Regions from separate parts of the Homo sapiens genome. Here regions 2 and 3 are each linked to region 1. A link is a loop called in an ENCODE intact Hi-C map of the cell type or tissue named here. Cell type or tissue: IMR-90. All regions are shown on one strand.

Evidence for each region. A loop is a pair of places that touch in the nucleus more often than their neighbours do. Peaks named below come from ENCODE experiments on the same cell type or tissue, not always from the same donor. Only the 100,000 strongest peaks of a DNase experiment are listed, where the experiment ranks them.
Region 2: a loop joins it to region 1, with 7 times the contacts of the local background. A loop is called at or near these places in 2 of 110 quality-filtered maps.
Region 3: it touches region 1 in a loop (7-fold over the local background); 3 of 110 quality-filtered maps call a loop at or near these places.

Annotation. Positions count from the first base shown.
Region 1 is chr14:38,399,899-38,407,898 of GRCh38, forward strand. No RefSeq gene overlaps it. Among named protein-coding and RNA genes, the nearest start is that of CLEC14A, 150 kb to the left of the region's middle. In IMR-90, no CTCF peak of the experiment used is centred here; DNase peaks (open chromatin) are centred at 4,453, 4,963 and 6,533; H3K27ac peaks cover 2,375 bases.
Region 2 is chr14:38,206,458-38,214,457 of GRCh38, forward strand. It overlaps SSTR1 (somatostatin receptor 1), which reads left to right and starts at 1,447. Exons shown (of 3, transcript NM_001049.3): 1 at 1,447-1,647; 2 at 1,986-2,152; 3 at 2,589-6,610. The coding sequence starts at 2,933. The coding sequence ends at 4,108. It overlaps LOC124903303 (a long non-coding RNA gene), which reads right to left and starts at 2,830. Exons shown (of 2, transcript XR_007064117.1): 1 at 2,625-2,830; 2 at 758-1,819. RefSeq lists enhancers at 1,249-1,910, 2,894-3,597, 3,598-4,300. In IMR-90, CTCF peaks have their summits at 2,766 and 4,589; DNase peaks (open chromatin) are centred at 2,794, 3,864 and 4,614; H3K4me3 peaks cover 4,714 bases; H3K27ac peaks cover 657 bases.
Region 3 is chr14:38,286,108-38,294,107 of GRCh38, forward strand. It overlaps LOC112268136 (a long non-coding RNA gene), which reads left to right. Exons shown (of 5, transcript NR_169588.1): 3 at 6,100-6,264. Among named protein-coding and RNA genes, the nearest start is that of CLEC14A, 34 kb to the left of the region's middle. In IMR-90, no CTCF peak of the experiment used is centred here; a DNase peak (open chromatin) is centred at 4,674; H3K27ac peaks cover 419 bases.

The sequences.
Region 1 (8,000 bases):
CAAAAAAATATTTAGTCAGAGCAGTGCATTTTGGTGCATTTTATTTCTATTATGCATATAAAAGAATAATTATAATTTTAGCATTTCTAAACATCTTCATAGTCATTATGTAATTTGACCCTTTCTAAGGAAAACACTAATTGTAGTTATTTGTTACGCACATTCTCTGTTCTGAGCTGAAAACGAGGTTGGCATAGTGTCATGGGCAATAATTAATAGGTAAGTATGGGGGATACCTGTTGTGTCTTTTAGAGATTTAATATCACTTTTTTAAAAACAACATTGCATTGTAAAATTAATATTTTATAATTATTATGTACTTTTATATATCATATAAAATTTTATTTCTGCTTTAAATATAGATGGGATCATTTGATCAGTTGTGAAGCACTGAGAAAAATATAAACATAAAATGTTTTACAAGAAAATGGAGAAAGGAGACACAATTTTATTTTGCTTAAGAAGAATGAGTCAGACAAATTGGAAACCTTGACATTGCACAAAGTAGGTAGCATCATAAGAATCAACTGAATTGAGAAGCAGAACAATTTACTATGAAATATAACACAGGCTCTCTTGTGCGCTCACTTTCTCTCTCTTTCTTTTCAAATTTTCTTTTTTTCTTTACATAAGTTTTTAAGGAAGTTCTTTCCTAGCTCTATACTGGGACTGTTTTGCTAGTCATTTAATATTTAAAAACAACTTAAGTCCAAGAAATTAGAAATAGTGATGGCTTTAAATGCAAGTATCTGTAAATCTTACAAAGTACATGTGGATGCAGCAGGCACAAACCAAAGAAGCTATGGATTTGTTTGTACTTATACGCATGATTGTAAATGTGTTGCAGGAAGTAACAAAACATTCTTTTTTAAATTATATACCCCATTTAACAGCCTCGATCTTGCTTTGATTATGAAATATCTTAACTCCCTGGGTAATACAGGGATGAAATCTTACCTGCAGCGTTCCCACATTAGCAAATAGACCACCTGGAAAGTGGACTCAGTTTGTGTTAAGGTCAGTAGAGGAGCCAAGCCAATAACCATGCTGACATTCCAGGGGACAGAGCAGGGAGGGGAGTTAGACCACGGGAAAGGGGCTGGTTAAGAAATGTGAAAATATTGAATTAACTCTTGGATTTTATTCTTCTCTGATAAGTTTAACAAGAAAAGCAAGTTTTAGAATGTAACCAACTCAACTTGATAGAGAAATCCTAGAACTTGGTAAAAATCTCATTGGGAACATGTTGCACAGAAAAGTAATGTGAAAATCTAAGACAAAGGCTATGTGTGAGAGGGAGTCAGAGAGAAGGGAAAAGAGTACAGCACACTGGTAGATACATAATTCTTGTCACATTCTGGTACTTAGGTCTGGGTGGTGTACCTTTGGATATTCATTTTATTAGTGTACTTCATAATTCACATATCAGTGATATGCATGTGTAGACACACAAATTCTTTTGCTTGTGACAATTATTGCATTTTAAAAGATAATGTGAAAAAAAACCAAAGTCAATTATCACTTGGAGAGAGTATCATATATGTTCCCTAAAGATCTAATAACTTAACTTATTTCTAGGGGAAAAAAGATCAAACTTGCCACAATTGTTAATATTTTATTGTTTCTATTAATAACAAAGTTCTGTGTTGTGTTTTTGCTTTTTGCCTTTTTCATTCATATTTATTCTGCATTCTTACTAGCTTTGAATAGCTATTTGCATCTTGCTGCTTTCTTCCATCACTCCTCACCTCAGTCCACTAAGCCCTTTGCTCTTTTTTCCTGGCCTGCAGAACTGTATGGTCTTCCCTGCCTTTGTAAACACTGCTTTATAAACACTACTGTCTGTCCTTGTTGCTAAACGGAGAACACAACTTACATCCTGTCTTTCCCTCCCTCCCCATCAATGTACCTTCTTTGTGGTTCTCTAAGTCTTTGTCTCTGTAATGCTCCATCCTGTTCTTTTTTCACTTATTCTCTAAATGACCATAGAGCACATTTTGACCTTTTTTATGTTTTCCTTCTGCACAGATAAGTTGTTTTGCCTTCGGTCTTGAGAGAATGAAAGCTCATGGGCTGTCTCTACCCTGGCCTGGAAGTCAGATACTTTTCTTTCTTTTTTGTCTACATATTATTGATTGTCAATGGTTGCTTTTCAATTTGTTCTATATTCCTTTTTGCCTCTGCCACCAGCATTCTCCAGGACTGTTCCTTAAACTGTGCTAAATATTGTGTACATCCTCTTGTTAAAAGTCAGCCTATCTATACCCTTCCTTTCTCTCTCTCATACACATATTATCCTAGAGTGTCCAAATGATAGGAAAGTCCTTTCAGGTATTATTTGTTGCACTTACATGTGTCTTCTTTGAAGATTGTGTCTGCCCTGCAACTGGAATGGTCAGATGACTCATGAGGATTTCTCTGAGCCTGGGACATGCTTTTGTAGTCTACAAAGGTGGACCATGTGGCTTTTTATCTTCATTGGGAGATACAATAGAATGCATATATCTTAAACACGAGCACAGATGCTTTTTCAATGTTTTCAAATGTACTAAACAACTAGGAGATCTCAGAAGGTGTCAAGTAACCACTTGCTCTTTAATGAAAATGAATACTTAACACGATGGCAGTGTGAAAATGCCTTTATCACCTACTAAAAATCTCTTCATCTGCTTGATCTGTGAACTATACCTGAGAAGGATTTCTGTTATCATCTTCAGGAAGACAGTCTTATTTTCTGTGTCCTTGCCTGAATAAGTCGGTTATTGTCATAAAACACTGTTCCCACGACTTCAGTGGGATGGGGATATATCCCCCACCCCTCATTGAAGGAATCTCCAAGTCATGGGGCAAAGGGCAAGAATATGGGAAGGAATGAAGGATTGGAAACAAACATGCAATTATTTTACTGTTATTGTCTTCAATCCAAGTAGGGCTTAACACTAATTATTTCAGACATGAAATTCTATATTCTTACTTAAATATTTCCCAGAAAGGTACTTATAATATTTTCTTTATTTTGAGAAAAATCTTTAAGAAAGGGGTTAATTAAAGTTTATGTTTACAGGAAACACAGTAGTTAGCAGGAAATGTCGGTTAACCAAGTAATTAATGGCTACCTGTGGTATACAAGCCACTGGGTAGGATCTATAGGAAATGCCGAGTATAAGATAAGGTCTCCATCCATAGGAAACAGCCACCTGTTACAGGACATCCAGCAGGTGCGGATGAAATTTCACATGAGTATAGTAAGTCACCCCTAGCTGTAGCCAAAGCTGCAGAGCAGATGCCCAAATGTCACAGCGTGTACTTTTGTTAGACAAAAAGGCTCCCACCAAAAGGCTTTTGAATATTTTGTAAAGGATTTAGAGATCAGCTCTGAAAAATTAGTCCACTCCAGGAATGGAGAACTCTGATACTCTCATTTTACCTCACAATTGCCTTCACTGGGAATAAAGAGGACCCTCCTATAACCCTTAAACAGGTCCTAGACAGGTTAATAAACAATGCCCTCATGATCAGAGTTAAAATCATTTATAAACTTCTCTGTTGGACTAGCTTGAGATTTGGGATGGTGATTTCTATTTCTTGCCTTATGTGAGGTTTAGTTTCTAGAGTCTGACAAACATAGAATGTTGGGATTGCTGTTGTCTAACTAGCAGTGAAAAAAAAAAAACAAAATTCAACTATATATCTAAGTTTTTTAGAGAATGGCAGCAGCACTAAAATCTAGGATTTTTTAGACCAACTAGACTACACTGGAATACTATTGGAATCAAACAAATGTACTTTTCTAAGTAGCCGTAAATTATACCTAAATTAGAGCTTTAAATAGTACTTTTTTAAGGCCTAGAAATAATTAAAATTGTTAGGGATAGTTGCTACTCTCTTTTCTTTCCTTGAAGAGCTACATCTTTCGTGAGTCCCAATTTTGTTTATGAACAGAGACCTCACTGGAGAAAAGAAAACCTCAGCAAGTGGAGAAAACATATTAATCAGAAGTTACTTTAAGTTAATTTTTAAAGAGAGAATGAAACCTTTCAATTTGTTTTATTGTATTAAGGAAAGAAAAACACCCAAACATAATAGTCAATTCCCTAACCAATAATAAAACAAATTTATGGACCTGCATACAGTTCTAAGATAGACATTCAATACATACTTGATGAATTAATAAGAAAAACTTGACCATTAGTAGAGAAGAGGAAATGATATATAAGCAATGAGTAATGAAATAGATTAGTAAATCTGATATAACTTGATCTTATTCACTCAGGCCTGCATTCTTCATTTTTAGGGTATGTAGCAATTCCTCACAATGTTTTAGAAACCATTGTGTTAAAACTGGAAGGTTATTAGAGATTACAACTCATACACTTTAAGGGATGGAACGCTTGATTAATGTTCTTTTATGTGAATTTCAAAGTTCTTAGCTGTGTTACTGCAGACTATAAATGACTAATGTCTCTGGATTTTAGAACCCTAAGAAAGCTGGAAATAATTTCATCTAAACTTCTCCTTTTTTAGATGCAAAGTCAAAGCCTAGAAAGGCTTGAGTTTCACAAGTTACATTTCTAGCTGGTTACACACTAGGGCTTAGTGCAGTATTCTTCCTGCAGGAAAATATCAAAACCTATGTTTGACCACTGTTATATCTGCCTTCTCTTGCTCCATATGCTGTCTACAAAATTCATTCATGTTGACATGTGTGTCAGTGGTTTCTTTTAATTGCTCAGTAATATTCTATTGTATAAATACACCATGACCTATTCATCCATTTTCCTTCTGATATGAATTTGAATTATCACCAGCCTTTGGCTGTTGTGAATATAGCTTTTATGAACACTCATATTCAAATATTTCTATGGGAATATGTTGGTATTTTTCCTGGCCAAATATCTAGGGGTGGAATTTCTGGGTCAATTGCTGGATAAGTGTATCCTGATACTTAAAAGAATTTGCTAACAGTTCCCAAAATAGCAAAGCAATGACTATAAAGTTTTCAAAGAATGAGTGTAAACTGAGATTTACGTACCCAGCCACAAAATACAGATCATGTATAAAATCCGAAGACAAACTTTTAAAAACATGCAATGAATATACATTTCCTCAGTTCCTTAAAAAGTGGAAGAGAACAAGCTTTAGCTTTCCAAGGTAAAAGGCATGGGTGTGATCATTAAATCCATTTAACTTTAGGATTTGAAATAAAAATAGTAATTTTTTATTGTAGACCAGAATGTAAATGTCTTCATCCCCCACCATATAGAAATGATTATAATCATAATTTTTGGCAAAGAAGGGAGCGGTAAGGGCAGATTTTGTAAACAGGCTGATCTCTCGTAGCCAAGGGATCCAAAGACATTTAAAATGGAAAAGCAAGAAATAAAGCTGTGAAATGTAAAGATAAACACTAAAAAAGCATAATTAACTTAAATTTAGGTAGTAGAGGCGAAGGAGTGAGGAGGGTTAAAATGGACATGTCTTAAATTCACCTCTAGCTCATAATAGGGAGTCAGTATACGTACTTTAAAAAAGAGAGGATTCAGTTTATTGGACAAAGTTAATCATTAGGAAAAAATACACACTAAAATATTTTTGACATAACAAAAACAGAAGTCATAACATAAAATATGGTGATGGAACTAAAAGCAAACATTTCTGTCATGTCAATAAAGGTCTGAATTTTCCTATGAAAAGAAACAGACTCCTATTGAGCCACAAAGCCAATTCTAACTACACACTGTCGTCAAGAGAAACACACTTAGAACAAAACACCTATACCCAGAGAGAACCATACTCAGTAATGAGGTGCCAAATGAATTCAGTTTATTTCCCATACCTTCCCAATCTGAATGAAGTGAGGGAAGGGGCAAAGCTAGACTATAATTAGCTGGGTAGAGGAGACTTAATGAGCTGTACTCTGTAAGTAAATCTACTGATGCTTGTGTTCTATTTGTTTTCTGCTAAAGATCTTTTTGGAAATTTAGACCTCCCTTTTGCTGACAATAGGGCCAGCCTGTCTGTGTGCCAAGCCCTGTCTGCCCTGCATTCTCCCTCCCCAGGCCTCTGAGCTGCCTCTAGATTAAAGAGACACAGGATGCTTATGGCTGACTGAGAAAAATAAGACTAGTGGTGATCTGATACAACAACAGTCAATTTCCCCCTTCTCCAGAGCAGCAGCTGTGCTCCATTTGTCTTAGCCCTTTCCCAGGGGGCTGCCTGTGTTCTTGTTTATAAGAGGAGGGTTGGGCAGGGTGAGTGGAGTAGACTAGAAACAGAAGTGGTTCAACTTGGCCTTTCATGGAAGGGCATGATTAAAAGAACAGTTGCATGAATATGAATAAAATATATGGCGTTTAATTTGTCTGATTGCATCTTTCATTAAACACATGATAAGCTCCAGCAGAAAGTTCTACCTCCAGGGCAGTATTACTGATATGACTCTGCATTTATCTTAGTATTACTATGGGGAACACTTATGTTTTACAGCCTCATGGTGGTTAGATTTATTCTCAGCTACTGATATTAGAAGAGTGATGACACATTCAGTGGTATTCAAGGACACTGCAAGCAGGAAGGGGTGCTTTACTGCAAACACATTTTAGATATTTGGATTATCCTTGAAATGCAGAGCATAAGGCAATAAAATGCAAAACACTCATCCCTCCTCTGCGCTCATTTTAAATATTCCATGGCCAGGAAAAGAGCCGCACAAGATTCAGTGTGGAGTCTCTACTTTCCCAAGGTGAACATTTTTTCTAAGGAGACTTATGGGCTTTGAAAAGAATGAACCATCTGAAATAAAAAATGCCCTAGGGAAATAATGAAGAATGAATGTTAAAATAAAAATGGTCTCAGTTTCTTCCTCCTATTGCATAGAGATAGAATTCTATGAGACTTGGTGTCTGCACATTATAAATTATTACACAAAGACACATGCATATGCACATGCAGATTAGAATTATTTTTTTCAGATTCCTGGTCTGTCTCATCTCCTAACACAGACATATATGTGAAATCAAGTAACCATTTAATTTTTAAAATTCAAGAATTACCTATTACTTTTGTGGATGGCAATAATTAAATTTTCGCAGAATTCTTGCCATCCACTTTTCTGAGTTTCACTTTTATCTCCTTCCTGTTCTATTAACAGAGTATGCTTTAAAAATTTACATGTGTGGAATAACGTCAGGGAACAACAGAATGAAAATTTATGAATCTCTCCCAACCCTCTTGAGGGAGCTATGACTACCTTTCAGATAGACTACATTTCAGGACCAGATCTCAGGCAAACACTGAACTTCACTCTGCTGACAATTCGAAATCTTATTGTGGGTGACTTATGGCCCAGGATCTTATTATATTCAGAAGATGTCACAGGCAAGAGTGTCAGTCCTGCTACAGGCAGATTATCTGCCAGGTACCAATCCCTACAGAAGGCCAATCCCATGACCCTGAGGCCCATCGGAAGCAAGATTCATTGTAGGTGTTGAGTAATGGGCAAATTGGCACCCTTTCTTGATAGTGGCTAGGGCAGGCTCCTAAGCTATAGGACACTTGCCTTAATTCCACTGCCTGCTGGGGCCCAAGGAAGCCCACAGATCAAGAATGGTCTCTTTCCTATTTACTCTGGCCTAATTCTCATGTCTTCTGTTCACATTCTTTTTTTTTTTTTGAGACAGAATCTCTCTCTGTTGCCCAGGCTGGAGTGCAGTAGCACAATTTCGGCTTGCCACAACCTCCACCACCTGGGTTCAAGAGATTCTCATGCCTCAGTCTCCCGAGTAGCTGGGACTACAGGCGTGTGCCACCGCACTCGGCTATTTTTTTATATTTTTAGTAGAGACAGGGTTTCACCACGTTGTCCAGGCTGGTCTCGAACTCCTGACCTCAAGTGATCTGCCCGTCTCAGCCTCCCAAAATGCTGGGATTACAGGCATGAGCCACCGCACCCGGCCTGTTCGCATTCTTAATTTCAGCGTATTGTCAGTCTCTGAGTCTCT
Region 2 (8,000 bases), 190 kb before region 1:
TAGAAGTGGAATTGCTGGCTCATATGGTCATTCTTTTAAACTTTTAAACTTTTTAAGCAATTGCCAAAATTTTTTTCTGAAGTTGCTGCATCATTTTTTATTCCCACCAGCAATGTATGAGTGTTCTAATTTCTCCACATTCTCACTAACGTTTATTTTTTGTTTTTAAAAATGTTCTTATAGCCATCCTAGTGGGTGAAAAGTGGCATCTCAAAAAAATAAAAATAAAAAGCATTCTCACGTCAGGTCTTAAGTTTTCTTCTTTTGTATATGAGGCCACAAAATTGAGAGAAATTTTCCCTAAGATGAGCTGAAAGTGAATTTAATGAAATTCTGAACAACAGAGCTGTTTTTCACTGACTCCCATCACACACTTCCCAAAGAGCAACCATGATCAAAGCCAAGGCATCTAAATAATGACTGTTGAAATCCAAGCTCCCAGAGGTACAGATAGTCAGGTGTCTTTAGTCAGTGATTGGCAGAGGCATCTAAGGCATTATATGAGGCTTGGCTAGTAAAATGCTCTTCTGGGATTCTGGGACAATACCCACTCTCTTTTCTTTTAACTTAATGAACATTTATTTTCTCTCCATATGTGCTGTATTTGTAAAGGAAAAATAAATATAACTAAACACCAATTGTACATTCCACTTTAAAGAAGGCAATTTGTTCAGGTAAAATAATGGGTTAAAACAGTTTCAGCCGTATGAAATTTCAAATTCCATCCTAGCACATTCCTCATTAATAATTGCACACATTCCTATGAAAGTCTGTCATTTATTTTAGTCTTTGATTGCTATCATCAACACACTACAGAAGTTATTCTTTCCTGTTCAAGACAATTAGTTTTGGGAACTAAAACACATGCAGTATATGTAAGTGATTACCTGGATAAAGCAACAGGGCATTAGGAAATATACTTTTTTGTTTTTAATTTCTGCATCCATTTCTTCATTCTGGACCGGTACAGATAGCCTCCATGAGGAGTTTAGCCTCTCCTTGGAGTAAACTCTACTGAGAGGAGGAAAACTGAGACTTACAGTACAGCGGGCACAGCCTGGTTGAGGAGAAGGAGAAACTAAGGAAAAACTGGAGACAGCAAAGCTTGAAGGAGGCAGAGCACTAAGCTGCTGCGGGTCACTCTTCCTGTGAACAGGCTAGTTTCAAATAAAGGCTTGCAGGGATCTTACCGAGCAAAGCAACGTTTATGAAAAGGAACAGGGAAGTTGCATGGAGTGTGATTCTTCCTTCCACAGGAACAGTTGGAAAGCCAAAGAGACCCTAGAGTAAGAATGGTGGTAAGTCCCAGGGTTCGTTTAAAATCCTGATAACGGAACATACATTCTTTCTTACGGGAAAACCGTTTTGATTCTTAAATGAAGTCAGTGAGCTTCAGGCTTGCCTACATTGATATCTCCTAATGGTTTGGGCACGTGACCCAGAGCCAGCTCACAAATCAAGCCTCAGAAAGAGCTGACATCCTAGCTCTTCCCGGAAAAACTCGAATGTCGCCCTGCCGTTCCTGGGGTTGGTGACAGGTCTGGTCATCGCACGGCGGCAGCTCCTCACCTGGATTTAGAAGAGCTGGCGTCCCCGCCCGCCCAAGCCTTTAAACTCTCGTCTGCCAGAACCCGCCAACTCTCCAGGGTACAAAGTACAGCAGGGACGCGGGTGGAGCCCTTCCAAGCGGCGCAGCCTTATCTTTCCCGAGTGAACACCTAGGTGGATTCCCAACACCGCGCCTGGCACGTTTCTGGAGGGAGTCTCAAGCTCCTCCAGAGCTCCCAGCTGCGCGTCCTCGTTTCTGCAGTCGATATTCCTGTGGGAGACACGGGGGGCTCTGAGCGCTACGAGCTTTATTAAGAGATTTGCGAATGGTTCACTCAGGTCCCTGAACACTCCCAATAGCCTAAGCTGCCTGCTGTGTTATAGCGCAGAAGCCCCTAACGCACGGTGGTTGTCCTTTCTTCTCATAACGCTCGCAGCTTAGGGCCAGTTTCCGCGATTCTAAGAGTAATTGCGTGGGCACCTGTGCTGGGGCCAGGCGCAAAGAAGGGAGTTGGTCTGCGCGAAGATCGTCAACCTGCTAACAGACCGCACATGCACTTTGCACCGACCATCTACGTCTCAGTCTGGAGGTTGCGCACTTTGGGTAAGGAGGGCCCGGAACTTCCCTGGCGGGTCTGAGCTGCAAGGCAAGCGAGGGTGGGAAGAGGGAATTTAGGGTTCTGGACTGCGGGACGGGAGAGAAGCTGGGGTCTCCAGAGAAAAGGGCAGCAATGGAGGGAAACTGAGATGAACTCCAGACATCCATGTTCATGGATCCGTTTGAGTCTTTGCTTTGGGTAGGAGAGGAGTGGAATGAGACAGAATCTATACCTTTGGTTCCCACCCGCCCTCCAGTAAGGCCGAGGAACTCTCTTGGTTCCTCTGAGAGCAAGAGGCAGATGGTGCTGCGAGGGAACCCCGGAAGGAGCCACTAAAGTTGAGCAGAGTGCAGGACTGGGAAGGAAAAAAATGGGGGGCGGGGGGGACAAGCCACCTATGTGCTCTCCTCCCTTTCTCCACCCCACCCCCTTTTTTCGTAGCTGCTGACGCGCTGGTGGTGCCTATTAATCATTTACCAGTCCAGAGCCGCGCCAGTTAATGGCTGTGCCGTGCGGTGCTCCCACATCCTGGCCTCTCCTCTCCACGGTCGCCTGTGCCCGGGCACCCCGGAGCTGCAAACTGCAGAGCCCAGGCAACCGCTGGGCTGTGCGCCCCGCCGGCGCCGGTAGGAGCCGCGCTCCCCGCAGCGGTTGCGCTCTACCCGGAGGCGCTGGGCGGCTGTGGGCTGCAGGCAAGCGGTCGGGTGGGGAGGGAGGGCGCAGGCGGCGGGTGCGCGAGGAGAAAGCCCCAGCCCTGGCAGCCCCACTGGCCCCCCTCAGCTGGGATGTTCCCCAATGGCACCGCCTCCTCTCCTTCCTCCTCTCCTAGCCCCAGCCCGGGCAGCTGCGGCGAAGGCGGCGGCAGCAGGGGCCCCGGGGCCGGCGCTGCGGACGGCATGGAGGAGCCAGGGCGAAATGCGTCCCAGAACGGGACCTTGAGCGAGGGCCAGGGCAGCGCCATCCTGATCTCTTTCATCTACTCCGTGGTGTGCCTGGTGGGGCTGTGTGGGAACTCTATGGTCATCTACGTGATCCTGCGCTATGCCAAGATGAAGACGGCCACCAACATCTACATCCTAAATCTGGCCATTGCTGATGAGCTGCTCATGCTCAGCGTGCCCTTCCTAGTCACCTCCACGTTGTTGCGCCACTGGCCCTTCGGTGCGCTGCTCTGCCGCCTCGTGCTCAGCGTGGACGCGGTCAACATGTTCACCAGCATCTACTGTCTGACTGTGCTCAGCGTGGACCGCTACGTGGCCGTGGTGCATCCCATCAAGGCGGCCCGCTACCGCCGGCCCACCGTGGCCAAGGTAGTAAACCTGGGCGTGTGGGTGCTATCGCTGCTCGTCATCCTGCCCATCGTGGTCTTCTCTCGCACCGCGGCCAACAGCGACGGCACGGTGGCTTGCAACATGCTCATGCCAGAGCCCGCTCAACGCTGGCTGGTGGGCTTCGTGTTGTACACATTTCTCATGGGCTTCCTGCTGCCCGTGGGGGCTATCTGCCTGTGCTACGTGCTCATCATTGCTAAGATGCGCATGGTGGCCCTCAAGGCCGGCTGGCAGCAGCGCAAGCGCTCGGAGCGCAAGATCACCTTAATGGTGATGATGGTGGTGATGGTGTTTGTCATCTGCTGGATGCCTTTCTACGTGGTGCAGCTGGTCAACGTGTTTGCTGAGCAGGACGACGCCACGGTGAGTCAGCTGTCGGTCATCCTCGGCTATGCCAACAGCTGCGCCAACCCCATCCTCTATGGCTTTCTCTCAGACAACTTCAAGCGCTCTTTCCAACGCATCCTATGCCTCAGCTGGATGGACAACGCCGCGGAGGAGCCGGTTGACTATTACGCCACCGCGCTCAAGAGCCGTGCCTACAGTGTGGAAGACTTCCAACCTGAGAACCTGGAGTCCGGCGGCGTCTTCCGTAATGGCACCTGCACGTCCCGGATCACGACGCTCTGAGCCCGGGCCACGCAGGGGCTCTGAGCCCGGGCCACGCAGGGGCCCTGAGCCAAAAGAGGGGGAGAATGAGAAGGGAAGGCCGGGTGCGAAAGGGACGGTATCCAGGGCGCCAGGGTGCTGTCGGGATAACGTGGGGCTAGGACACTGACAGCCTTTGATGGAGGAACCCAAGAAAGGCGCGCGACAATGGTAGAAGTGAGAGCTTTGCTTATAAACTGGGAAGGCTTTCAGGCTACCTTTTTCTGGGTCTCCCACTTTCTGTTCCTTCCTCCACTGCGCTTACTCCTCTGACCCTCCTTCTATTTTCCCTACCCTGCAACTTCTATCCTTTCTTCCGCACCGTCCCGCCAGTGCAGATCACGAACTCATTAACAACTCATTCTGATCCTCAGCCCCTCCAGTCGTTATTTCTGTTTGTTTAAGCTGAGCCACGGATACCGCCACGGGTTTCCCTCGGCGTTAGTCCCTAGCCGCGCGGGGCCGCTGTCCAGGTTCTGTCTGGTGCCCCTACTGGAGTCCCGGGAATGACCGCTCTCCCTTTGCGCAGCCCTACCTTAAGGAAAGTTGGACTTGAGAAAGATCTAAGCAGCTGGTCTTTTCTCCTACTCTTGGGTGAAGGTGCATCTTTCCCTGCCCTCCCCTGTCCCCCTCTCGCCGCCCGCCCGCCACCACCACTCTCACTCCACCCAGAGTAGAGCCAGGTGCTTAGTAAAATAGGTCCCGCGCTTCGAACTCCAGGCTTTCTGGAGTTCCCACCCAAGCCCTCCTTTGGAGCAAAGAAGGAGCTGAGAACAAGCCGAATGAGGAGTTTTTATAAGATTGCGGGGTCGGAGTGTGGGCGCGTAATAGGAATCACCCTCCTACTGCGCGTTTTCAAAGACCAAGCGCTGGGCGCTCCCGGGCCGCGCGTCTGCGTTAGGCAGGGCAGGGTAGTGCAGGGCACACCTTCCCCGGGGTTCGGGGTTCGGGGTTCGGTTGCAGGGCTGCAGCCCGCCTTGGCTTTCTCCCTCACCCAAGTTTCCGGAGGAGCCGACCTAAAAGTAACAATAGATAAGGTTTCCTGCTCCAGTGTATCTCAAAAGACCGGGCGCCAGGGGCGGGGGACCTAGGGCGACGTCTTCAGAGTCCGCCAGTGTTGGCGGTGTCGCCGCAACCTGCAGGCTCCCGAGTGGGGCCTGCCTGGTCTCTAGAGGGTTGCTGCCTTTCAAGCGGTGCCTAAGAAGTTATTTTCTTGTTTAACATATATATTTATTAATTTATTTGTCGTGTTGGAAAATGTGTCTCTGCTTTCCTTTTCTCTGCTTGCCTAGCCCCAGGTCTTTTCTTTGGGACCCTGGGGGCGGGCATGGAAGTGGAAGTAGGGGCAAGCTCTTGCCCCACTCCCTGGCCATCTCAACGCCTCTCCTCAATGCTGGGCCCTCTTATCTCATCCTTTCCTCTAGCTTTTCTATTTTTGATTGTGTTGAGTGAAGTTTGGAGATTTTTCATACTTTTCTTACTATAGTCTCTTGTTTGTCTTATTAGGATAATACATAAATGATAATGTGGGTTATCCTCCTCTCCATGCACAGTGGAAAGTCCTGAACTCCTGGCTTTCCAGGAGACATATATAGGGGAACATCACCCTATATATAATTTGAGTGTATATATATTTATATATATGATGTGGACATATGTATACTTATCTTGCTCCATTGTCATGAGTCCATGAGTCTAAGTATAGCCACTGATGGTGACAGGTGTGAGTCTGGCTGGAACACTTTCAGTTTCAGGAGTGCAAGCAGCACTCAAACCTGGAGCTGAGGAATCTAATTCAGACAGAGACTTTAATCACTGCTGAAGATGCCCCTGCTCCCTCTGGGTTCCAGCAGAGGTGATTCTTACATATGATCCAGTTAACATCATCACTTTTTTTGAGGACATTGAAAGTGAAATAATTTGTGTCTGTGTTTAATATTACCAACTACATTGGAAGCCTGAGCAGGGCGAGGACCAATAATTTTAATTATTTATATTTCCTGTATTGCTTTAGTATGCTGGCTTGTACATAGTAGGCACTAAATACATGTTTGTTGGTTGATTGTTTAAGCCAGAGTGTATTACAACAATCTGGAGATACTAAATCTGGGGTTCTCAGGTTCACTCATTGACATGATATACAATGGTTAAAATCACTATTGAAAAATACGTTTTGTGTATATTTGCTTCAACAACTTTGTGCTTTCCTGAAAGCAGTAACCAAGAGTTAAGATATCCCTAATGTTTTGCTTAAACTAATGAACAAATATGCTTTGGGTCATAAATCAGAAAGTTTAGATCTGTCCCTTAATAAAAATATATATTACTACTCCTTTGGAAAATAGATTTTTAATGGTTAAGAACTGTGAAATTTACAAATCAAAATCTTAATCATTATCCTTCTAAGAGGATACAAATTTAGTGCTCTTAACTTGTTACCATTGTAATATTAACTAAATAAACAGATGTATTATGCTGTTGCAAGTTGTTTTTGCTATTTGAATTTTATTGTTTCAATGGATTACTTGGTAACACACACACACACACACACACACACACACACACTAGCTTAGTTGACTTACTTGTCACTTAGGTTTTAAGAAGAATGTTTTCAGATTACTTTTGGGAATTTTACCAAGTTTGTGGTTATACCCTGAATTATTTTGTTAAAAAGAAAAGTCGGCTAGTTCAGAAAGGGAGAGAGAGGTAGACAGAGAGAAAGAAGAAAAAGTTGAGCCAGGATGAACAGGAAGCAATGCACTCAGTTGCACTCTGTTGTCACCAAACTAAGTGGATGATATCTTAATCTCTCGCAGATAAAATTACTGTCTACCCCCATTTATAACCTCAGACTTTTTTTTGGGAACTAAGTAATTGCTGATTTACAACCTGAGGAAAGACAACGGAAGGGGAAAACTATCTCCTAAAGATGTCCCAGAAGACAGTGGCAAAATAAATAGAAAAATCAGATTTTGACATAGGAGATGGACGTATTTTCTGCCTTGTTCAGTGATGGCCATATCAATCTCTGGAGAATGTAAGAAATCATTAGGGAAGTTTGTTTGTTTTTAACAGACTTGATCTTTTTAGAGCAGTTTTATTTTCATATCAAAATGAGCAAAAAGGACTATTTTCCAAGCAGGTAATAGCAGTGATTCCAGAAGCAGAGTTGGGGATGGAGAGTTCAAATGCCTTCAAATGCCCTGTGACTCTATGCTTTATATGGTTCTATACATCATCACAATATGATTAAGGATAACTGGACTTTCATCATTTCTATTATTTTTTTCTCTCACTATGCAAGTCTCTTTTATTATTTTTAAAAGCTGCAGCAAGGTGGCAAATTAAACTCATAACTTAGACGTGCAGAGAAAACCTATTTTGTCATTTGGTTTCAACTAATCTGAACAAAATTCCAAGCTCCTTCCAATGCATTAGCTGGGGAAAAAAATTAAACAAATAGTCAAACATCCAGTTGAGCTGATAATTTAAATAGCCATTAAAAAATTAAAAATTTCATTTGAATAAGTTTGGACAGCCTCTCAGCTAGCCTCCTCTTTCTCTTTTGACATCCCTAAAATGGCTTTAGAATGAATATGAGGAGGAGGTTTTATGCATGCTACTGGAGGAAGGGATAAGGTCAAGTCCTTGGGATAGGGGCCCTCTCTTCCTTTTGCTCTCTGGGGCCAGGTCCTTTGTGTACCTTTCTGCTTCCTGGCTGAAGTTTGTTGAAGTCTGCAGCTGTCAGAGCCTGTGAATCAACCTCTCAGCTTGGGGAGGCCTGCACTTCAGTTCCTGTGGGCTGCAGCTTTCTCTGAGTCTTCTATGGCCCCAGTATAGTCCACTAGCCCAGTGGTCTCCCCCAGCCTCTGCT
Region 3 (8,000 bases), 110 kb before region 1:
GCTGTCAGAGAACAATGGCAATAAGCAATGAGTGGTATAAGTGAGGAGTATGGACTTGGGATGATGTATAACACGGAGGTCAAATGCACAGGTGTTGACATCTATTGGATAAAGTCCCAGCTGGCAGTTTGACGTTGGACAATTTAACCTCTAAAAAGACTCAACTTCCTTAATTGTAATAACATAATAATAGTATTTGTAGGGCTGTTGTAAAGCACATAAAAGTAAGAACCTAATACATTATAGCTATTATTTTTATTTCTATTTTAATAGATATTAGGGAAAAAATGTTAAGAATATAGAAAATTCATTCATAACTAAAGAAGAGGATTTATTTCACAGGACACAGCAAAGAGGTTAATAGAGTGTAAAATACAAATACAGAGGGAAAGATCTAGGCTAAATGTGGGGAAAGGCAGTGGCCAAAGAGTTGATAGTCTGATTATCCAAAGCTAGATCTCAGGGTGGGCTGGTCCTACCTATTTCCCAGTTCTTACATAATTTCATTAATGTGTATGCCTGGAAAAAGATGACTAAATAAAATACCAATAACTCTATTTTTGGGTCAGTGCCAGTAGGGAGAGGCACAATCATTTGGGCATAATTTTATCAGTGGGAGGTCTGGGAATGAGTTTGGATGCAGTCCTTTTCAGGTATTGTGAAATTTCTTAGTAAGGAGAAAAAATTTAAAACATAAACTAATTCATGAAATCCTCTTATTAACTGTTACTGTGATAAAAATCTATGTTACAAAATTATACACAAGGTTAAAATCATAGACCATTCATTTGTGCTTAAAAAATGTTTAAGAGCACAAATCCATTGATTCCTTTGGAAATGCAAAATAAAATTTAACCTTGACTTAAAATTTATTTCCATTCCCTTCTACCATGTTTCTTTCCATCCACTACAATTCAGTCTTGCTGGTTTAGTTATGAGAGGAGGAGGGGTAACAGCAGGATAGCAAGGCAGATGCAGTGTGGTATGAATTGAAGGATAAAGTTATGTTTGAGATAATGCAAGAACAATACGAGGACAGAGTTACTGAAACACATTTGAATCAATGTAAAAAATTAGCATATTATTACTGGACCCATTGAATAGCTCAAGGAACCTATTGAACTAGAGAAATGCCACTTAAACAAGAACATCTTGTTTTCTGGTAGAAAAGGGACAAAGATTCAACACGGTATGCCAATCAGAGAAAATGTGCAATTTATATAGATGAGAACTTGATTCTTTCTAGACGCATGATAGGTAAGAAAATTTGGGCCGGGCGCAGTGGTTCACACCTATAATCCGAGCACTTCGGGAGGCTGAGGCGGGCGGATCACCTGACAGGAGTTTGAGACCAGCCTGGCTAACAGGGTGAGACCCTGTCTCTACTAAAAATACAAAAATTAGCCAGGCATGGTGGCACGTGCCTGTAATCCCAGCTAGTCTACTCGGGAGGCTGAGGCAGGAGAATCACTGGAACCCGGGAGGCGGAGCTTGCAGTAAGCCGAGATCGCGCCACTGCACTCCAGCCTGGGTGACAGAGCAAGACTCCGTCTCAAAAAAAAAAAAAAAAGAAAGAAAAAGAAAATTTGAAGATGAGTAAGATCTTTCTCACGATATGTTCTGCTATTAACTAGGAAGAAATGGGAAAAATAGACCCCCACTTTCACCAGTATGCGAAAATTTAATTATAGTCAAAGAAAATTTGGTATACGTGCACAATGAAATACTATTCAACCATTAAAAAGAATGAAATCCTGTCATTTGTGCCCACATGGATAGAACTGAAGGACATTGTGTTAAATGAAATAAGCCAGGAACACAAAGTTAAACACCACATGTTATCACTCATATGTGGAAGCTAAAAAAGTTGATGTCATAGAAGTAAAAAGCAGAACAGAGGGTACTAGAGGCTGGGCAGGGTAGGGGGAAGGGAGGGCTAGGGAGAGATTTGTTAAAGAATGCAAAATTACAGCTAGATAGGAGGAATAAAGTATAGTGTTCTCTACCACTGTAGGATGATTTTAATTAGCAATAATATATAGTTTCAAATAGCAGATGGAGGATATTGAATGTTCCCAACACAAAGAAATGATAAGTGTTTGAGATTATGGATGTGCTAATAACCTGGATCTGAGCACTATACATTATACGCATTAAAATGTCACTATGTACCCATGAATATGTACAATTATCATTTGTCAAATTAAAAAATAAATTAGTCAATAACCACACAATGGAGGCTCTTATGGTAAACATTACCCATTTTTAAGTATTTTTCTAATAATTATATTCGAAAGTATTTAAAAAAGTATAAACACAAGTTACATCCTGTATCCTGGAATATCTGGTTAAATATACATTAAAACTCCTTTAATTTGCACTTTGTCTTGCTTTTGCAAAATGGGAGGCAGTGTAACATGCCCTTGTGAAAAAAGGAAGTAAATATTTGATGTGAAAAGAAAACAATTTTTAACCTAATAATAAAGAATAATAAATATTTTTAGATATAATTTTGGTAGGGTCATGTATATTCAAAGTATAAATATGTAAATCACATAAACTATTACTAATAGCATACTCTTTCCTAGAGTCACTGAATTGATCAAACCAAATAATTTCTGAAAGCATCACTGATCTGGTTTGATAAGGTAACATGGGGTGGGTAAGTAGGGCAATGGGAAATGTTATTTGGTATTAAAATTTCAAATAACTGAAAATCTGGATGATATATGAGAACCACATCTTTTCCCTTTAAATTTGTTTTCTATTTCATCAGGTTGTACAGGCACAGACTTAAAGTCAAAAACTGTAACTAGGCTTGTTACTAAACCGGTACTCCCCAACTTGCTCTCCAGTTACATCTTTGTATTTCCATATTGACTTCTACATCTTTAAGTAACATGTTTACATTTTAACCTCTTGATTTTCCAATTTTAGACTTAGAAAAATGAAGACTAACTCCTTTTCAGTTACCACCTACTACATACATGCACCACCTCCCTGACTCTTGTGTCCCAGTAGAGTTCTACTTTTGATTTTAGAATCATTTCAGATTTTCAGAAAACTTGCAAGGATGGTACAGAGAAGTCATATGTACCTTGCACCCAGTTTTCCACATGTTAAACCTCCCCTTAGCTCATTAGGTATACTGGTGTTCTGTTCTTTCCTTCTCAGAGAGGCCTCTTAAAGCCTCATAATCTGCTCCAATATAGATGGATTAATCTCAGAGCCTACTAGAGCTCTGTAGTCTTGGAACCTTCATTCATATTTGTGTTCTCTTGCTTCCTGGACACACACACATACACACACTCTCTCTCTTTCCCTCTTTGTTTACTCCCTCATTTTCATGGAGCACATCCTCTAGAAAGACCTTGCATGTCTTAAAATGACTTTATTTTACTCTCATATTTAGTTGATATTTGTTTGGGTATGAAATTTCAGGAAAAAAACCCCACAAATGTCCTTAGTATTTTGAGGCATTATTCAATTGATTCTAACCTTCATTTGTTGTCCTCGTGATATCCAAGCCATTCTTAATTCTTCTTACAAAACCTACTTTTTCTTCCTTGATACTTTTAGAATCTTGTGTCCAACTTTATCTTCCAACTATTTATTGAGTCTTTTAAAAATTCTTACCTTATTTTTAATTTCTAATGCCTCTATTCTTTGAATGCTATAGGAAGTTTGTCAGCAAACTTTAGAAAATTAAAAGCAATGAACTAAACAGTTTATTGAAAGCTCTGTGTGTGCAAGCATGTGGCTTATTGTCTAAGGGCTTTTCTGTAGAGTGGCCTGTATGATAGAAACTCCACTGTCAGTAATTTTTGCTCTTTTCTCTTGACTAGTTAGACTAGTTAGAGTCCTCAGTGAATGTGCTTCTAATCTCCTACCTGGGAGACAAAAGCCTGGCTGCTCACCCACTATGTTACTGTATAGTCTTTCAGTACAGAGAGAGTGTATTTTATATTCTGGAGATGTTAAAACTCCCAGGGCAAGGAAGAAACTGTTGTCTAGCTGCACAAGAAAGTAGAGAGAATCTGAAAACCAAACTCTTTTTTAAAAAGACTTTCGGCTGTAATTTAATTTTTAGCCTGTATCTCTCCCGCTCCCATCTGCAGGGGTTACTGGTATCATTAATGTGGATCCTTTTTGAGTTCTTTGGTATAAAATTAAGTTGCTTTTCAGATGCTCACTGCTAATTTAGTATTTAGCTTTCTAGTCCATCTGCTTTCCAGTTTCCAAAAATTTATCATGATTGTGTTCTCTCCTATTATCTTTGTCCTTGCTATGCTATCTAAAAAAATCCTTTTATTGTTGTCTTACTGGGGTTTAAATGAGGAATGGAAGCTAATGCATATGTTCAACCTACCATTTTAACAAATGTAACCCTGTTATTATTAATCCAATTACAGCCGATATGTTAGATAGGGAAAAAATTCATATCTTCATAGCCATTTCCTCTCATTTGAAGGGAGATCAGGGCAAAAATTAGAATATATGCATAATATTTAATAATTTTAGGTTTGTCTAAGACCCCAAACCGGATAATTCTAAGTCCATAAATCTTTCCTAACTGTTTAAATTCCAATTTATTTCAGCGTCATGAGTCATTAAAGCAGAGAGTTCGTGAGAGAGGAAAGCAGTTGGCTCATGTTCCAAAACAACTCTGAGTGTTTACTGGACTTCAGGAAGCTTATCTTGGTACACTCAGATCAAAGCTATTCACACAATGACTGAATAAACACATTGGCTAATGATGATGGCAAAGATTCTGATACGATACTAAGGAAAATACAAATACTAGGACAAGAAAACTTTGAAAAGCATTAAGAATTTAATTGGGAAGTAAACCTTTTCACTTCATGGGAACGAGTGTGCTAAGTCATCAATCTAAGCATGTGCTGGTGTGAATTGCATAACTGCAACTCTTATTAGACAATTATTATTTGAATACTTATTCTGGTATATTCTCCTAGGCTATCATATCACTTTTAAATAATACATTTAAAATTATTGCAGTAAATATGTATTTATGACACAAGATTGTAATTGTCATTGGCATTAAGTTAGTCAGTGTCTAGATTGTTTCTTTAGATTCTTTATATCAAAACAACGTGTTAACAATGGGATGAAAGAAAGTAGCTTCCAGTTTCTGAATTGGAGATTTTTCTTTGCAGGATTTTTAATGCTATTGTTCTTTTTTAAAAAGTGGAAGTATGTCTCATCTTAGAATAATTATGCTGTGCTCTAGATGTTTGTCCTTGGGAAAACTGAACTTACAGGTAGGGATTAAAATAGAAGCAACTTCCTAGAAGGGCAATTTTTAAAGTGCTTCCAAAGAGTTAATATCCTCTAATTTTTTATTTCAAGACCTTTTTTCTTGCCTCAGATGAGAACCTTTCTAAATGCATTCTACAAAAGATTTTATACTTTTTGGTATAGGAATCTAACATCAGAAAACTCCCAAATGAAGCTGTACTTCCCTTCACCATTTTTGAAGTGCAAATCTGCACTTTGATATTTTTCTGCCGATGAGAAACAAAAAAGTGGGGGTGGGCACATTAAAGATAGCTTTTATGTCAAATGTTAGGTGGAAGGTCTCTTGGAAATCATGAGTCAGATAACTGATTCAGGGGGAGAAATCAGGACTCTCTGTGCCCTTGCAGATCACACTGATGTTAGTAACTTTGAGTCCATTATCTTGGAATCTGCTCTGATACCTTCTGCAAATGGCCACTGAAGTATTTTGATAAATGGGATTTTTCTTGTCTATTTTTAAGTGGTGGTGAAGAGAAATGTTAAATTGCCATAGAGACTGACTATGGGGTGGAGCCCCAGATATAATGCATGTAGCTGCCAAATTTGGAGGTATCTTTTATTAAAGGAAATTATTTGAAGAAACATTCAGATGATTCTAGCCATACTGAGTCACCCTAATCACTGAATCTTCCTAGCTGAGGCCTCAGACATTGTAGAAGAGAGACAAGGATTTCTGAAAAAAAAAAAAAAAATCATCACTGTTTAAGCCACTAAAATTGAAGTAATTTGTTGCACAGCAGTAGCAACTGGAGTAACTGCTTATATTATTTTTCCTTCTAGTAGCTCTGTCACTGTCTTCCCCAAACAAGGCTGAAGCTGTGCTGCATATTCTTACCTAGCCTAGGAAGTCATAAAACATCACTCTGCTTCATTCTGTTGGATACTGATGAGTCAAAACTTGCCATTTTCAAAGGAAAAGAATGCAGACACCTCTTAAAAGAGCAGGTGAGATGGGAAATGCATTGTGGCTATCTTTGGAAAATACAATCTGTCACCTGAATCATTAACTAGATCATGGCACATCCAAATGTTGGAATATAAGAAACTGAGGAAACCTGCTTAAAAAGTACTTAATGATAAGGGTTGTTTCTGTTGCAATTTTAAGTAACATGGGATATAAATATAACGGTGTTTTAAAGGTGGAATTAAATGGAATAAGAGAAGATAAGGATCCAGTACTATTCCTCAGTAAATATGAATATTCACAAAAATCATAAGTGAATAAATGTCTGCAATAGTATAATATGTCAAATAAGCATGAGAATAAAATATGAAAGCTGAATAGATTAGTACTAATTAAAAACATTTAAATAATATTTAAAGATTTTGCCAAAACCTAAAATATAATAAATGAAAAGATATGCTTAACCAAGCCAGTTAAAAAAATTATTTCTATTTCAACAGTTTTTGGAGTACAGGTGGTTTTTGGTTACATGGGTAAGTTCTTCAGTGGTGATATCTGAGATTTTGGTGCACCTGTCACCTGAACAGTGTATACTGTACCCAATATGTAATCTATTATCCCTCACCTCTCTCCCCGTCTCCATCATTGAGTCCCAAAAGTCCATTATATCATTCTTATGCCTTTGCATCTACATAGCTTAGCTCTTGCTTATAAGTGAGAACATATGATATTTGGTTTTTCATTCTGAGTTACTTCATTTAGAATAATGGCCTCCACCTCCATCCAAGTTGCTGCAAAAGACATTATATCATTCCTTTTTATGGCTGAGTAGTATTCCATGGTGTATACATATCACATATTCTTTATCCACTCATTGATTGATGGGCACATAGGTTGGTTCCATATCTTTGCAATTGTGAATTGTGCTGTTATAAATGCACGTGCATGTATCTTTTTCATATAATAACTTATTTTCCTTTGGGAAGATACTTAGTAATGGGATTGCTGGATTGAATGGTAGTTCTACCGTTAGTTCTTTAAGGAATCTCCATACTATTTTCCATTGTGGTTGTTCTAATTTACATTCCCACCAGCAGTGTAAAAGTGTTCCTTTTTCACCACATCCATGCTGACATCTATTGTTTTTTGACTTTTTAATTATGGCCACTCTTGGAAGAATAAGGTGGTATCTCATTGTGGTTTTAATTTGCATTTTCTTGATGATTAGTGATGTTGAGCATTTTTTCATAGGTTTGTTGGCTGTTTGTATATCTTCTTTTGAGAAATGTCTATTCATGTCCTTTGCCTACTTTTTGATGGGATTATTTGTTTTTTTCTTGATATTTGTTTGAGTTCCTTGTAGATTCTGGACACTAGTCCTTTGTTGGATGTATAGTTTGTGAATATTTTCTTCAACTCTGTGGCTTGTCTGTTTACTTTGCTGATTATTTCTTTTGTTGTGTAGAAGCTTTTTAGTTTAATTAGGTCCCATCTATTTATTTTTGTTTTTGTTGTGTTTGTCTTGGTGTCTTAGTCATAAATTCTTTACCTAAGCCAATGTCCAGGAGAGTTTTTCTGATGTTATCTTCTCCAATTTTTATGATTTCATGTCTTAGATTTAAGTCTTTGATCCATCTTGAGTTGATTTTTGTATAAAGGGAGAGATGGGGATACAATTTTATTCTCCTACATGTGGTCTCCCAGTTTTCCCAGCACAATTTATTGAATTTTCTCCAATTTATGTTTTTGTAGGCTTTGTTGAAGATCAGTTGGCTGT